2 separate regions of the Homo sapiens genome follow, and region 2 is linked to region 1. Evidence: read pairs that join two places in POLR2A ChIA-PET (ENCODE). Cell type or tissue: MCF 10A. All regions are shown on one strand. Links, peaks and the distances in the headings refer to the core of each region. The heading gives the core; the rest is flanking DNA. Region 1 overlaps CTNNA2 (catenin alpha 2). Region 2 overlaps CTNNA2 (catenin alpha 2).

Region 1 (5,393 bases), core at 161-5,160:
TGTAGGAAAATGCATAAAATTTTTCATTTTGTCAACTTTTAAAACTTTAATTTGTGGGAAAAATAAATTATAAATTATATTAACATGCAAATAATGGGTAAGGTTTACATTTTATTTTTTATTGGGCATATGATCAATTAAATTAGAAAACTGCTGGTCTAGAAAATTATGTAAGGAAAAGTAGTGAAAATGTTACATCTATTTCTAAAACCATATAGAAGTAAAAGGAAGGGTTAGTAAAATAAGTCTAGATATCTTCCTTAAGTGCTACTTACATACATTCATAATGTTGTATATGGAACCAAGCTTTCTCCAAAGTTGACAAAAGAATGAAATTATTCAAGCTTTGCATCTGAAAGTGGCCACTTAAATTATTTAAATGACCTTTCCAATGTGGACTCCAATTTCCTATCACAATATCTGTGATTAAAATGTTTTCAATAAATCAGTTTTGTATAATAATTAGAGGACATCCCTTTCTAGTGACTAAGTTACATTTTAGTTATCTACAGATGAGAATTTACCTTTTTTTAGGGCAGTACATTTCAGCTTTGTAGATATCTTTTAGAAAGCTTTCCTCCATATCTGCCTATTTATAGTTTCCACCTGTTGATCCAAGAGCCCTACAAAAATAAGCAGAGCTAAGTGTAACCCATCTTATATATAAAAGCCCTCTAAAAACTTGAAAGCAGCCATTAGGTCTTTCCTTTGTCTTCACTTCATCATGCTATACATCCCATTCCTTTAACTGTTCCCCATAGGGTTTGTCAACCTTGGAATTATTGACATTTTAGGTCAGATGATTCTCTGTTGCTGGAGGCTGTCCTGCGCACTATAGGATATTTAGCAGCACCCTAGTCTTTACCCACTAGACACCAGTAGCATCTCTTCCTTTTCATCACCATGTCCGGCAGCCAAAAATGTCTCAGAACGTTGCCAAATGTCCCTAGACATTGCCAGCTGTCCCCCAAGGAGCTAAAATCTCTGATCGAGAACAACTGTTCCAAGATACTCTAAGAGTTGGTTATAATAAAATGGATCCTAATAATGATCAGAGGAAAAAAACTGTTAATAAATAAAAATTTAAAAATACTTATATGTGTTTTTACTTAGGAATATATGTAACCAAGAAGGTGAGAGATCTCTACAATGAGAACCACAAAATATTGATGAAAGAAATTATAGATGACACAAAAAAATTAAAAAAAAAACCCATGCTCATGGATTGGAAGAATCAATACTGTTATAATGGCCATACTGCCCAAAGCAATCTACAGATTCAATGTAATTCCTCTCACCAATGCCAGTTTTCACAGAATTAGAACAAAAATCCTAAAATTAATATGGTACTAAGAAAAAACCCAAATAGCCAAAGAAATGCTAAGCAAAAAGAACAAATCTGGAAGCATCACAGTATCACCTAATTACGTCAAATTATTACAAGGCTATAGTAACCAAAACAGCTTGATACTAGTATAAAGGAGACACATAGACCAATGAAACAGAATAAAGAACCCAGAAATAGAGCCAAATACCTACAATCAGTTGATCCTTAACAAAGCATACAAGAACATACCCTGGAGAAAGAACACTCTATTCAACAAATAGTGCTGGGAAAATAACTGGATAGCCACATGGAAAAGAATCTGTCACCGTTTACAAAAATTAACTCAAGATGTGTTAAAGACTTAAGTTTAAGACCTGAAACTGTAAAAATTCTAGGAGAAAACCTATGAAAAACTCTTCTGGTCATTGGCCTAGGCAAAGAATTTATGACTAAGACCCCAAAAGAAAATGTAACAAAAACGAAAAGAAATAAATGGGACTTAAACTAAAAAGCTTCCGCACAGCAAAAGAAATAATCAACAGATAAAAAGACCACCTATAGAATGGGAGAAAATATTTGCAAATTATGCCGCCACCAAAGGACTAGTATCCAGAATCTACAAGGACAGATCAGCGAGAAAATAAACCAATAACAAATAATCCCATTTAAAATGTGGGCAAATGACATACACAGACATTTTTCAAAGAAGATATACAAATGGGCAATAAACATATAAAAAATGCTCAATGTCACTAATCATCTGGAAAATGCTAATTAAAACTATAGTGAGACACCACCTTACCCCAGCCAGAATGGTCATTATTAAAAAGTCAAAAAACCACAGGTCTTGGGGCAGATGCAGTCAAAGGGAATGCTTATACACTGTTGATGAGAAAGTAAATTAGTACGACCTCTAAGGAAAATAGTATGGAGATTTCTCAAAGACCTAAAAGTAGATCTACTATTCAATCCAGCAATCCCACTACTGGATATCTACCCAAAGGGGGGTAAAAAGTCCTTATATCAAAAAATACCTGCATGTGTATGTTTATCACAGCACAATTCACAATTGCAAAGATATGGAATTAACCTAAGTGCCCATGAACTGATGAGTGAATAAAGAAAATGTGAGATACACACACACACACACACACACACACACACACACATTCACACCATGGAATACTACTCAGCCATAAGAAAGAATAAAATAATGTCTTTTGCAGAAACTTGGGTGGACCTGGAGGGCATTATCCTAGATAAAGTGATGCAGAAGCAGAAAATCAAATACCACATGTTCTCATTTATAAATGGGAGCTGAGCTATGGGGATGCAAAGGCATATAGAGTAGTATAACGAATGGAGACTCAGAATGGGAAAGGATGGGTGGGAGGTGAGGGATGAAAAATTACCTAGTGGGTACAATGTACACTATTCTGGAGATAGGTACACTAAAAGCCCAGATTTTGCCGCTACATAATTCATCCTTATAATGAAAAATGACTTGTACCCATAAATCTATTGATTTTTTTAAAGAAAATATTTCCCAAATTAAAATTTATTTCTATTTACCAGGAACAGACTAGAAAGCAATCAGTTAGTATTGACTGTTATTACAACCACTTAAGATAATCAGAATCAAAAACAAGTGTTCATTTTTCAAAGCCTGTTTTTCTCCTACGTAGTATGCTTCTGTGTATGTATGTGTGCGTGTGTATGTGTACCACATAGGTACAAATGTATTCTATTCCTTATCAGTGCCACCACATCTGCACATTCCTGTTCTGAAATCTCCATACTGAGACTGATTATCTATAAACTCTAGGCCAGTCATTTTACAAATCCAACCCAATATACTCTAAATAGTAATTATTCTACCAAAACAAAGAACTTCTGTTATGCATGAGAAATGCATGATTTTTGCTTTTTTGCCTGGTAGTAAAAGGCCTCTTTACTCTAAAATTAACAGATAATCATCTCTCTCCTATGAATCCTGATAACATGGCCACTGCTATCAAGCAATTTTCTTCTTCAACAGGCACAAGTCATAAGTCCACCCTCTGAAACTAAGCAGGTGAACAACATGTAATTAGCTGTATTTCATCCTTGGAGGGCATTCTATTTTTCATTCCATGATGCCCCCTTCATTCCCAAAGAGACTGCTCCTTATGTCTGAGGCCAGAAAGCAAGAGAGGGGAGGAGCATTGTGGTGTTGTCAGTAAACCCGTCTGTGAGCTTGCCTGCCTGGTTGTCGTCTGAGTTTCACTTCTTATAAATAGAAAAAATGTAAAGAACTGAGCCAAGGGAGAAAATACATTTAATAATTCTTAAACCCCTCAATACACATAAATAATTTAGTTGTAAAACAATTGCCTGGGAAAAATGCTTTTTTTGCTTCTTGATGCTATGTTACTTCTGTCACTTTGTTTTCTGAGAATTGACTGATTGTCAAACACTGAGTTAAAGTCCAGTTTCCTACAACTAGTGTATCAAATTATTTTTCCACCTTTTCCCCTGGAGAAGTAAGTTGAAAAAGAGAAAATTTGGCAGTTACGTGAAGCTCATCTGCCATTTGGGTCTTAAGGAGTGTGCAAAATATGTTTTCAACAAAATCTGTCCTAATTGACATGAACATGAGAGAGTGTCCCCGAGAGCCAAAAAGCTCCAGCCCGACTTCTCAGATATCTCTACACATTTGTTTTGCCTCCTTGGGGGTGAATCAGACATCATCTGTGGTCATGGGTTCAGCTAATTAAAGGACATAGGTGCTATTCTCAAGAATGACATTTAGCTCAGTTCTCTCAAGGCAAGTAATGTAAAAAAATAAAGAGATAAGTGACAATTGACATATCCTCAGTGCCAGGAGATCTGGTGACTGGGTGAACCTTGAGAAGGGCACACAAGGGCAAATCCATCTGTGCCCTAACATTATTGCTCTAGTCGATAGGAACATGACCCCAGATTGCCAGAATTGATTTTTTTTTTAAGAAAAGCACAAGCCATTATTTTTTTCTTTTAGAATATGCTAAATGTTTAACTATTTGTAATAAATTCTGTTTTTTCTTTCCCCTTCATTCCATATGTGGCAATATTCTGTGTACTGTAATCATTTCCTCAACAGGCCTTATATGATACACAGACTGGCAGTTTGAGACCTCTCTAGGAAGATTTGACTGTTAGTAAATTAGAACATTATTTTATGATTAAGGCAGCTCTTCAAATGCATATGTGAACAAAGTCATCATGTCAAAGAATAGTAGACCCTGAAATAAGTCCCAAAACACCTAATCTCCCACCTCCACTTCACATGATTTCATAGGTGTTTGGTGACAGAATAGCAGATTTCCTGATGCCCACACAAGGGATATTTATATCTCATCACTTGACCTCATATTTGTAGTTGAGAGCTCCAGTCCTTTACTTATCAAAATAAGTAAATAAATAAATGTCCATTACTCTTTTCTTAATAAATTAAAAATATCTTTATGAGCTCCTTATTTTGCACCACCTCTCAACTTCTTTGTTAAATCAGCAGTTATTAGCACATGTGTATTACATGGACCAACAGATTTACCCTCAAAAATAAAGGGGAAAAAATGCCAAAATATAAAACCCAGTATGCTCTAATCCTTGTTAACTCAACATACAATGACACAATTTACACTTTCCAGTGGAGGGATACTGTTGGCCACTTCATCATTGGCACACGTACTTATTATTAACACCGAAGAATGTGTGAATGAGATCGTTAAGTTATTTGAAGAAACATTTATCATATTTTTTGGAAAAGGGTGCTGATGACTGTACAGCATCATCTCTAAAAATGGCAAACAGAAAAATTAACATGTTGAGTAAAAATCACCCAACTCACAGACACCTCATTTGCTTAGGTGTCTATATCTCTGAGATCTGGGCCTGTGAGATAATTTTTTTGGTCTTAAGAATGACTATTTTGCTAAGTCATCTTGGGTTTGACCTTCCGATGAATGGCAAACCATGTGCTCTTCAATTCTCCATCCCCAGGGAAGAATGCTACAAATAATCTCAATATTCAATTTCCTTGCTT
Region 2 (5,393 bases), core at 77-5,076, 71 kb before region 1:
TCTTATTATTTAGAAAATTCACTTTTTAAGGCTATAGCTGCAATAGATAGTGATTCTCCTGATGGATCTGGGCAAAGTAAATTAAAGGCCTTCTGGAAAGAATTCGCCATCCTAGTTGCCACTAAGAACATCCATGATTGATTCACCGGAGAAAGTCAAAATATCAACATTAACAGGAGTTTGGAAAAAGTTGATCCCAACCCTCATAGTCGACTTTGAAGGGTTCAAGACTTCAGTGGAGGAAGAAAGTGCTTATCTAGTGGAAATAGCAAGAGAACTAGAATTAGAAGTGGAGCCTAAAGATGTGACTGAATCTGCAATGTCATGATCAAACTTCATGGATGAGGAATTGCTTATGTATGAGCAAAGCGGCTTCTTGAGATGTAATCTATCCCTAGCTATGATAGTGTGAACATTGTTGAAATGACAACAAAGGATTTAAAATATTATATAAATGTAGTGCATAAAGCAGCAGCAGAGTTTGAGAGGACTGACTCCAATTTGAAAGAAGTTCTACTGTGGATAAAGTGCTGTCAAACAGCATCTCACATGCTACAGAGAATCTTTTGTAAAGGAATAGTCAATCAACGCATCAAACTTCATTGTTATCTTACTTCAAGAAATTGCCACAGCCACGCCATCCTTCAGGAACCACACAGGAACCACCACTCTGATCAACATCAAGGAAACCCCCCCTACCATCAAAGAGATTATGGCTGGCTGAAGGCTCAGAATGATCTTTAGCATTTTTTAGAAATGAAGTATTTCTAAATAAAGGTATGTACAGTTTTTAAACATAATCCTACTGCACAGTTAATGGACTACACTGCACTGTAAACATAACTTATATGCACTGGGAATCAAAAAAGATTTGTATGATTCACCTTATTGCAATTGGCATTTTACTGCAGTAGTTGGAACAGAACCAGCAATACGTTCGAGGTTTGCCTGTGTTTGGAAAAAAGCCATACCTGTTTACATAGACATGAACATGAACTTTTTGGTCAGAAGACCATACTTGGTGTATATATGGATTTTTGAACCCCCTGTAATAACTTCCTCACCCCCATACCCTGTGCCTTCAGGTCTAGGACTTAACAGTTAGTAAGCACGCTAATCTAGTATATATCAAGGAGGGCAGTCAATTATTTAAAGGCAGAATACACACTTCATTCACATTTGCATTCCTGACAGTGGCCTATAGGCAGCAGGCAATCAAAAGACAGACACTGAATGAACATGCCCATTGAGAAGGGGCGATCAATTACACACTTTTATTCTGAGGTGTTTTGAAGAGAAAGAATTCATGAAGTAAAGAGAGAGAGGAATGTTGCAACTAGAAAGGAAAAGAGATGAAAATAGTAATAAAAGGCAAAAGTATCCTAGAGATTATTCCATTGCTGTGAAAAACTGCAATGTTTGGGTGGCACACTCTAATATCAAGTGTGGTATTTAAACATGTCATGAAACATTTGATTGCAACATATTTTATTGTAAACTTCCTTATATTTGGCAACATTACTATTTTAGAAATGATATAATTTTGTTATGAAAAAAAATCAGTGATGACCAAACTATTTGACTGTTGTAAACCATAAGGCTACAGATTCAAAGCAATAAAGTTCACGGTGAATTTTTAAAAGAAAATAAACTTAAGACTGTAGAGTTAAAAAAAAATAGGAAAAGTTAAAAAGCAAAACTCTTGGGCATTATGAGATCAAGTTAATAGCTTTTTCAGATCTTAGCTTCCTACTACTTTGTGAGCCAAATCCAAGAATTAAACTGTCACATGATTAATGCCAAGATGCTTATTTTAAAATACTATTAAAAATTGTAGGTTTTCCAAAGTGGGAAAAAGTTTGACTGTTATCACACAGTCATTTCACTTTTTTATGTGCATAGGCCACATCTTAAAATTGGTTTTGCTCCTGTAATGTTAATAGCTAGCATCATTGCTCCCCAAACTTGTTGCATTTCATATGGACAAATTTAATATCAGATACAGAAGTTAGGGTAGCATTAAAAAAACTACAATCTTTTAAAAACAAAGATCTGTTTTTATTGTTTTTTAAATAGAGTTTCCTGACCAAAGAGATATTCCCCTAAGAAGAAACTGATACATAAAATATCATTAATGCCACTTCAAAATATCTCTTGGGCCAAACTTGCAGTTTACTTATGTAAATGTTTGGCTGTAGCTCAGAGAGAAGATGAGAAGTAGTTTCCCTAGCTATTGGGCTGTGTCCACAGCCTACCAGCAGGACAGAGTGGGCTGTATCATTATTTGTCAAACCCCGTCTGCGGAAAGGTGCCTGCTGCCTCTGATTGTCAACTCCAAAGGCATGCTCCAGCAGGCCCTGCCAAGCTGGCTCTCTGACAGCGCCTGTTCATTTTCCTGCCATGGCATGCCGTGGCACTTGTACCACTGGGGTTGGACTGCACAGTGTTATCAGCAGAAGCAAAAGCCTTTTCTTGTTGCTGGTAATAATGAGATGCACAAAGGAATGACAAGGAGAAAAGGGAGCAAAGAGGCAGGGCTCGGGGGAGGAAAATTAGCAAAAGCTTTGTCCTATTGAAAAAGTCTGAGATAAGACCTCCTCACCTTGCTTGTCCCCACCCTCAGAAATGTTTATGCATGCATTTAAAGAATAGGTTGGAAAAGTTGTAAGTTCTAAAATGATTCCTCTCTGAAAAAGGCAATGTATAGGTATTTCCTATTGATTTGAAGGTAGAAGGGGATGCAGAAGATTTCCAGGGGCTGTCAGGATGGCTGTGTGATCTGAGGCTGGTTGGAAAGGGCTCCTATTTGGAGCACCATAGTTATCCTGGAAAAAAACTGACCATATACTATAAAGATTAGTATCAGTGGCCACCTTTCTATTCCCCATCAACCAAATTACGAACATACCTATCTAAGCAATTTCCAAATACCTTATGAGAGATTCATTTTGTGGAGGTATCTTTTACAAGATTAGGACTCAGCTATCAGCAAAGCAAAAAATAAAAATAAAAAAGCAGAAATGGGCTGGGCGCGATGGCTCACGCCTGTAATACCAGCACTTTGGGAGACCAAGGCGGGCGGATCACCTGAGGTCCGGAGTTTGAGACCAGCCTGACCAACACGGAGAAACCCCGTCTCTACTACCACAAATACAAAATTAGCCGGGCATAGTGGCTCACGCCTGTAATCCCAGCTACTCTGGAGGCTGAGGCGGGAAAACAGCTTGAATCCGGGAGGCGGAAGTTGCTATGAGTCAAGATCGCGCCATTGCACTCCAGCCTGGGCAACAAGAGTGAAACTCCATCTCAAAAAAAAAAAAAAAAGCAGAAGTGACAATATATTGAGTTCTTTTATCAGCTAAGCTCTAGATATGGTGATATTTAAATGAATAGTTGCTTTCACAAGTCATCAAAAACAAAGACCTTGGGAATAAAAAACAAGACAGGTTTCTGAAAGGGATTAGAGATTGGAATGAGAATGCCAGAGGTGGGAAAGGGAAGCTGAAATGAAAGCAGCAAGCACCAAAGGAAATTTCCTTTCTATCTTGACATATTGAGAATTATAGAGTTTCTGAAAAGAGGATGATCTGGATTTTAATACCATCTCTGCCAAGTTACCTACCCTCTCAATGACTTAGTTTTCTTAAAACAAAACCTAGAATTAGTAGTACCTATTTTATAGAATTTTGATGAGAATTAAATCAAGCAGCAGAGAGTAAGGTAAATTCTAGTCACAGGCCGCATGTTACATCAATGTTCCCATCTGCCTTGGCTTGCCCCATCATTGAAAAGCTGGATTTTTGATTATCCATCAAATCTACAGATTTGACTACACAGTTCTCAGACAAGCCCCAGTGGGAATTTATTATGTTTCTTCCGGAAAAGAAAAGACTGCAACTAGAAACATTTTCTAAACATGACAGCCCCCCTCAGAAATCACTTCCACACTGTTGCAGTCAGAGGTCCTGTCTGCCTGGTTCCCACCAACAGTGATGCAATGTCTCCCTCAGCCCTCAGTCAGCCAAGAACCAGCAGGTCATCAGGGCTAGTACTGCCTGAGTCAGTAGGTGTGAGTTCCACACACCTGTGTAGAATCAACACCTGGCCAATTTGAATTTCCAAGGGTCAGCTGGCTCTTTTAACACCTCACAAAGAAGGCTGATGTTTCCAGTGACCTCCTCCTCACAGAGATTCTTCCAGGTGAACTGGGCCAAATAAGTTAGGTCAAAAGCATTTGGAAAAATGTCCATTTGCTGGCTGGTAGACAAATCTTGAAATGGACTCCACGAGTCCTGTTAAAGGTCAGACTGTCTCTGCAGTTATTCATGTCTACTAGCATCCTCCAGTCTGGCTTCATTTACAAAGAAGAAAGTTATAATTTCAAGTGATGAGCAGTTCTATTTTCTTTCACTCGCTTCCTTCTACAACCTCATAGACAAGTGCTCAAAGCCTTGATAGCTACCAAGTCCCTGCTAAGGGGTAAGTTCTGTGGCTGATATCTCTACCTGTGTTATCACAAACCTTCACTTGTTGGAAAAAAAACAAAACAAAACAAAACTTAACATAGCCAAATTGGAGTAACTGATCACCTATTTTTAAGACATAAACTGTGTAGATTAATGAATCCCATATTCCCTGGCCCTTTTTTACATGAGTGATTCAGATACATCAAAGGCCATCCTGCTTTATAAACTCCAAACACTAAAAAGGAATATAAGCCACCTTAAATAATGTATTCCTTTTTAATGCCTTGACTCCGTGTCTTGAAATAACATAAACACCGAAGCATCTAAGAGGGTGTTATAATCACATTTGCAGAGATGATCAAAAAAGCTCAAAGATCTAAGGAGTGCGCCTGAAACACAGATCCATGACATTTGCGAGACATTCCTTATCTCGTTCAGTTACCCTCCTCCAGCTGCCTTGTAAGGGACCTGTTTGTGATGATTACCTGAGACAGAGAGGAAGTCATCCACTGAGGTGATGTCATCCACGGCCTCTGTCAACACTCGGACCTGCTTCTCCCACTGGTCTTTGAAGACGTCCATGTTATCCTGAGCAACTTTGCTCTGTGGCCGGGCAGCCAGTGTCAGAGCGGCATTGATGACCTATTTGTTGGAAACAATCCAGGGACATGATGACCACACACTTCAAAAGAGGAATAAGCCGGTCAAAGACCATGTTAAAACCATGCACCCTGTACGTTCTACAGATAAGTGGGTTCTTGGTGTTCAGAAGGACAATCAAACACATAAAAGATAAAGGAGATTTTCAACTACCATTAATTTTTGTTTGCTTCTTTTTAAGACATAATAGTTTGCCTCGGGTTTCAAAAAGTATTTACTGGACAAGTCTCATGACTTAGCACAGATACAGCAGAAATGCAACTCTTG

The links. Peaks named below come from ENCODE experiments on the same cell type or tissue, not always from the same donor. Only the 100,000 strongest peaks of a DNase experiment are listed, where the experiment ranks them.
Region 2: POLR2A ChIA-PET joins it to region 1 with 5 read pairs; 2 of 35 experiments call an interaction of 5 or more read pairs at or near these places.

Annotation. Positions count from the first base shown.
Region 1 is chr2:80,474,831-80,480,223 of GRCh38, reverse strand. The region is part of intron 9 of CTNNA2 (catenin alpha 2); the gene reads right to left. Among named protein-coding and RNA genes, the nearest start is that of LRRTM1, 170 kb to the right of the region's middle. In MCF 10A, for the core only: no CTCF peak of the experiment used is centred there; no DNase peak of the experiment used is centred there.
Region 2 is chr2:80,545,622-80,551,014 of GRCh38, reverse strand. CTNNA2 (catenin alpha 2) reads right to left here. Exons shown (of 19, transcript NM_001282597.3): 11 at 4,952-5,108. Among named protein-coding and RNA genes, the nearest start is that of LRRTM1, 240 kb to the right of the region's middle. In MCF 10A, for the core only: no CTCF peak of the experiment used is centred there; DNase peaks (open chromatin) are centred at 914 and 2,354.